Regions from separate parts of the Homo sapiens genome. Here region 1 is linked to region 2. A link is an interaction called in ENCODE POLR2A ChIA-PET data of the cell type or tissue named here. Cell type or tissue: PC-9. All regions are shown on one strand. Each heading gives the region's core, and the rest is flanking DNA. Links, peaks and the distances in the headings are about the cores only. Region 1 overlaps LOC105370777 (a long non-coding RNA gene). Region 2 holds the start of THBS1-IT1 (THBS1 intronic transcript 1).

Region 1 (2,917 bases), core at 292-2,791, 430 kb after region 2:
TTTCAAATCATAATGGCAGGGAAAGCAATAAAAATTCAGACAATTTTGATGATCCAGACCCCATATTATCCTAGACAGGATGTGTTTTCTTTGACGGTTACCCTCTCTCTTCTATCTGAGTCTTTCGGGAATCTTCCTTTTCTTTTTCTTACCTAGGGAAGGTTTACATGTGAAAATTCCCCATCTAATATAAATTAAAATACAGGTCATTTTTCTAGGATAAGGTTACTTACACAAGGTTTCAAGAGCTTTATGAGTTTAAATATTAACCCTTTGCTATTTCTTAAAACAAGAATGGAAGCCTTACTAAAGCAAGAGCTGCCCATTCTGTTTTTTTTTTTTTTTGAGACGGAGCCTTTCTCTATCATGCAGGTTGGAGTGCAGTGGCATGATCTCGGCTCCCTGCAACCTCTGCCTCCTGGATTCAAGTGATTCTCCTGCTTCAGCCTCCCGAGTAGCTGGGACTACAGGCATGTGCCACCAAGCCTGGCTACTTTTTTTGTATTTTTAGTAGAGACGGGGTTTCACTGTGTTAGCCAGGATGGTCTTGATCTCCTGACCTTGTGATCCACCCGCCTCGGCCTCCCAAAGTGCTGGGATTATAAGCGTGAGCCACCGCACCCGGCTGCTGCCCATTCTTTTCACAGACCACAGCAGCATATGTTACCCTACACTCCAAAAAAGGCATGGAAAGATGCTGCCCTGAATCCTTTTGGGAATAAAGGAGGGTATGAGTTAATAAAATATTTCCAACAATCATCAGTCCATCCCAGGAAAGGAATGTTGTTTATGTGCATAATTTCTTTCCTAATTATACTCCTTTTAGGAAGAACTTTTTGGCTGGAATTAGTTACAGAGATATAGTTGCTTTGTCAGTGTGGACATTTACTTGAAGTGCACCCCTCATGACACACGAGGGAATGTAACAGTGCAAAATAAAATTGTTTCAACAAAGGATCTGAGAAAAGTTGGGAAAGAGTAGCTTGGGTCAGGAAAGGAGGAAGGTAGGTGGCACTATGGAAGTTGACCCTGTCAAGAAGAGAATGGTCAGAAATCAGGAAGGGAACTTGTCTTCTAAAGAATAGGTGGCTAAAAGAAAGTAACAGTGACCTGAGGTGAAACCAAGTGGGTAACCATTGTAAACTTGTGAGTGCTGGACTCTGACAGCACCCTGGGGTGTGGCTGTACCTTGTATGTGGCCCACAGTTTGTGCCCTCCAGTAGAGGGGCCCTGGAGTGAGAAACAGCCCTCAGAGTGCCTGGAACCCTGAAGACTCCTTATAGAGGAGACTCACTAAACAGGATGAACAGATAGTCAATCCCAAAGGCAATCCAGAGAAGGAAATCTTGCTTATTCCTTGTTTGGTGGCAATAGAACTGACTAGAAGCTAAGAGATCAAGTTCCAACCTCTGCCACTAGAGACAAAGTCCAGACTTTGTTTTGCCAGTAACTACAGGTGAGAGCTGTGATTTCCTCAGTCTGACATGGCTATTCTTTCTAACCAGTGCTAGCTTCTCCAAACAAGCTTCACCCCAGAAGTGGTAAAAATAAGAATTTATATTGTCATTGTCATTTCTCTAATTTTAAGGGCTTAAAAATTAACTCTTTGTGATTAAGCCTGTATACGCTTCCATTTCCATTTAGAAAACATGCTCTGGATTTCTTAATTTTGTAGACATGGGGATTAGGAGGGTTTAATAATGTCACATTCCAAGATGATAATATGTTGCTAAACTTCTGGGTGCTCTAAGTTTATTCCTTGTAACAGGTTTGGCAGGAACAAAACAATTACAGAATATGTGTGCCTTTGCTGGTCCAGGTGCCAAGAGGAGCAAAGGGCTGAAGTAGTGAGTCATTTAGTGACAGCCTTGTCTAGTCCCAAACAAGCCACTTATCCTGCTCTCTTCTCCACTTTCTGTATCCATGACAACGGGAGACTAGTGCTTGGATCTCCTATACTATTTCTAGAGGTTGTGAATAATAAAAAGAGTAGCAAGGCCAGGAGCAGTGGCTCACGCCTGTAATCCCAACACTTTGGGGGCCAAGATGGGAGGATCACTTGAGCTCATGAGTTTGAGATCAGCTTGGGCAACATAGTGAGATCTCTGTCTCTACAAAGAAATTAAAAACTTGACTGGGCATGGTAGCATGTGCTTATAGTCCCACCTACCAAAAAGGCTGATGGTGGGAGGATCACTTGAGCCAATGTGGTTGAAGCTGCAGTGAGTTGTGACTGTGCCACTGCACTCCAGCCTGGATGACAAAACAAGATCCTGTTCCAAAAAAAAAAAAAAAAAAAAAAATAGCAAAGAAGCATTCATCTTGAATTGTACATAGTCTATCAAGTGGCCTTAGTCTTTCTTGGGGATATTTGTTTTGACACATAAATTAGAAGAGTTGTCTCTGATCTTTTGAATTGTCCACATACAGTGTGATTAAGTATTTCTTTAGTGAGAGCTAGGTAAATATTATGGACTTACAAAATGAGAAAACATGTAATCTTGGCTGCAGTTGTGGATGATAAATAAATATTGTTTTAGCTAGCATTTGCAAAATGATTCACAATTTATAAAGCCCTTGTATATCCTTGTTACATTATACTTTCAGGTTTCCAGAAGAGTGCTCGTTTTCATTTAATGCAATGTTCTTAGGGGAAGTTTGAGAAAACATCTATTGCCACTAAATGATATCCAACCACCCTTCCCTTTCCTTATTTTTCTCCTTCAATAGTCATTGTGTCCAGAAAAGAACTAGATTTTTACATCACTCAGGAGAGACTCTATTAGCTGCAATATAGTAAACCCACATATATGATTGGTTATTAACAACAAGGGCTTATTCCTTACTGATGCTTTATGACCATCACGGGTCAACTGGAGGCCCTTCCCCATGTCCTAATCCTCAGGTGCACAGGCTC
Region 2 (2,917 bases), core at 188-2,687:
TTTCCCGTTCATCTGGGGGCTGGGAGAGTTGCAGAGCCGGATCCTTGTGATCACACCATCACCACATGTCACAGAACAAGATGACCACGGGGACCAGTGGCTCCAGCCACCATCCTGTTTAACTAAAGTACAGAGTTGATGGTCACAAATGGTTTTGGCTTAGAGACAGCCAAATAGAGGCTCCCATCAGGAGCACGCAGAAGTATTTCCAGGAAATGGTCAATGGCAACTAAACCCAGTGTACGGTAGAAATTGGCTCCTGGCCACATGCCCAAATGTCAACATGGAATGTTTTCTACCAGAGAACGGATAAGTTCGCTGTTTTTATGGGTTGCTGTTAATATCCTAACATTTACAGGGTGCTTACCATAAACCAAAACTCAGTGCTAACTGCTTTACATGCAGTATCTAAATAAAATGCTCAAGATAAACTTATCAAGAACTATTATTATCTCCAAGTTGCAAATGAGGAAAGAGCCTCAGAGAGGGTAAGTTGTGTTCAAGGGTGCACAGCTAAGCAGTGGGATTGGGATCCAGAGATCCTAGAACCCGTGTTCTTAATATACATGCTGTGGAGCTGCCCTTGGTGACGACAACAAGGACAGGTCAGTTCTCCACGTCCCTGAGAGGCTAAGATGCTTACATCTCTTGTCACACTCCTGAATGTGGCAGGTCCGTGTCTGGACCGAGGAGCCCTCACATCGGTTGTTGAGGCTATCGCAGGAGCGGCCGCGCTGCTGAATTCCATTGCCACAGCTCGTAGAACAGGAGGTCCACTCGGACCATGGAGACCAGCCATCGTCCGCAGAGTCGCTGGCTGCAGGGGAAACAGAGGTTCATCAGGTACGTGATGATTAGGACAAGCTGTTCTTTAGAGGGCTCTGTTCAGGGCCCTCCACTTGCCAGAGGGTGAAAAGCAATATATTTATTTCTTTTTGGCTTTACTGAGGTATAATTGACAAATATTATATACATTTAAGGTGTATAATGTGATGTTTTGATATACACATATATTGTGATTACCACCGTCAAGCTAATTAACACATCTCCATCATCTTACAGTTACTTTTTTTGGTGATGACTTAAGATCTACTCTCTTAGCAAATTTTAAGCATACAATCCAGTATTATTAACTATGGTCACCATGGTGTACATGAGCTCTCTAGAACATAATATGAGCCGGCACAAAGTTGCAGTTATACAGGATGAAAAGCAACATATTTCTTAGGCCAACGGCCCAGGGGTTTATCCCAGGTCATGATGTGTACAGCAGTGGGGTAATCGGATGCTTTGCCTGGCTCAGTACAGCTGAGCCTTCCCACAGTGTATGCTCTCCTATTCATTGATTTTCTTTCTCCTCTCAGCATTGCAAATGAGTTTTCCTTTACTGACTTAACATATCTGGGTAGGCATTTCCAGTCTCAGACTTCCAAGAATGCGCGAGTATGAGGAAGCTTATAGGAGTCATTTCTGTCAGGGGAGCCATACACCATGTGTTTGACAGATGAGTGTGAAGGCAGCCGAGCTGTTGTTGGTTCTGGCTCCAACTCGGCCGTGAGTTAGTCAGTTTGTTGTTCCTCTCACCCCAGCGTTTGGGGCCTTCTCTGCACATATTGTCATAAGAGGACAGCATGTTTGTTTACCATCTGCCCAGGCACCACGGCTACAATCACATCTAGCTGTATCAGACAGAAGACAAAGAACTTACTTTCTGTGGTCATTAGTTGTAAGTTTTCTTAGCAATCCCTGATTCAAGTTCAAAACTTTGCTACCTCCAGCTAGCTTTGTTCCTTTTAACGCACATGTTAAGTGAATGCGGAACAGAAAATAAATGTAAAAACGACCATTACAGTGCCAATATCGCTAATATGATCCCTGGATGGAATTGGTTATTCTGAGCTGTGACAAGGGTGTGTTTGTGTGTGTGTGCATGTGTGTTTCTGTGTGTGTGAAGGGCAAGTGCTGTTTTCCTGTTTTCTTCCTTATCTTAGTTGTAATGAATCACTTTTATAACTTGTACCTGCTACACTAAGTATTGTCTCAGCAAAGTCATTCATTTTACTGGTAACAAAAGCCAGGGATAACGTGCCATGGAACGATATCGTGCCTTATTTCTTTTGGTGCTCTAGAGCTCAGATTGCTGCTATTCTCTTAGGCCCTCTTATCCCTACAGATGAAAGGGGCAAAACTTCCAGGCCCGATCAGGCCAATGCTTACACAGTAAGCCTGTCAATATCTCTGGTGAGCAGATTTTTCTTAACTCTGTGCCACTAAGGTCAAATTCTAAAAGCAGTCAACTTAGAGCTGTTGCTGCCACGTCTTCATCTCTTTTCCTCAAAGCAAAAAATCAGAATTAATGAGCTATACCAAGATCTTCACTGCCATTACTGCAATCCAGATGGGTAATTACGATGTACTCATAATGGAGTTTTGGCTCTGTACAGCAGATAAGCTGTCAGTTAACCAGCTGCTGCAGCAAGAAACTGAATGGAAGCATGATGGAGATGGGGGTGGGGTTCCAGTGTTGTGCTCGGCTGTCTAGGATGTATGTAGAACTGACCTAGTCACTGAAGAATAGCTATGCCATTTGAGAAACTTACGCCAACAGCGAGGACAGCATTCTCCATCAGGAACTGTGGCATTGGAGCAGGGCATGATGGGGCAGGACACCTTTTTGCAGATGGTAACTGAGTTCTGCAGGGCAAGAGAGTGAGAGGGGAACAGGCTGCTGAGCATGTTGCATACAGAAGTCTACATCCTGTAACATTTCCTTTACAAGCCAAAACATGGTCAGGGCTGTCAATGCTCTAGTGGAATGATTTTCATAGATCTGTCTCTGTCATATTTGCAGCCACCACTATCGTAGAGACAGTTCTAGTGCTAGTTTACGTGTCACTCCATTCCTTGGAAAGTTCTT

Evidence for each region. ChIA-PET counts read pairs that join two places held together with the same protein. Peaks named below come from ENCODE experiments on the same cell type or tissue, not always from the same donor. Only the 100,000 strongest peaks of a DNase experiment are listed, where the experiment ranks them.
Region 1: POLR2A ChIA-PET joins it to region 2 with 8 read pairs; 10 of 35 experiments call an interaction of 5 or more read pairs at or near these places.

The regions. Positions count from the first base shown.
Region 1 is chr15:39,152,841-39,155,757 of GRCh38, reverse strand. The region is part of intron 1 of LOC105370777 (a long non-coding RNA gene); the gene reads left to right. Among named protein-coding and RNA genes, the nearest start is that of LINC02915, 96 kb to the left of the region's middle. In PC-9, for the core only: a CTCF peak has its summit at 1,425; a DNase peak (open chromatin) is centred at 1,827; H3K27ac peaks cover 1,413 bases.
Region 2 is chr15:39,585,247-39,588,163 of GRCh38, reverse strand. THBS1 (thrombospondin 1) reads right to left here. Exons shown (of 22, transcript NM_003246.4): 7 at 2,601-2,694; 8 at 644-817; 9 at 1-122. THBS1-IT1 (THBS1 intronic transcript 1) reads right to left here and starts at 2,038. Exons shown (of 1, transcript NR_186398.1): 1 at 911-2,038. In PC-9, for the core only: no CTCF peak of the experiment used is centred there; no DNase peak of the experiment used is centred there.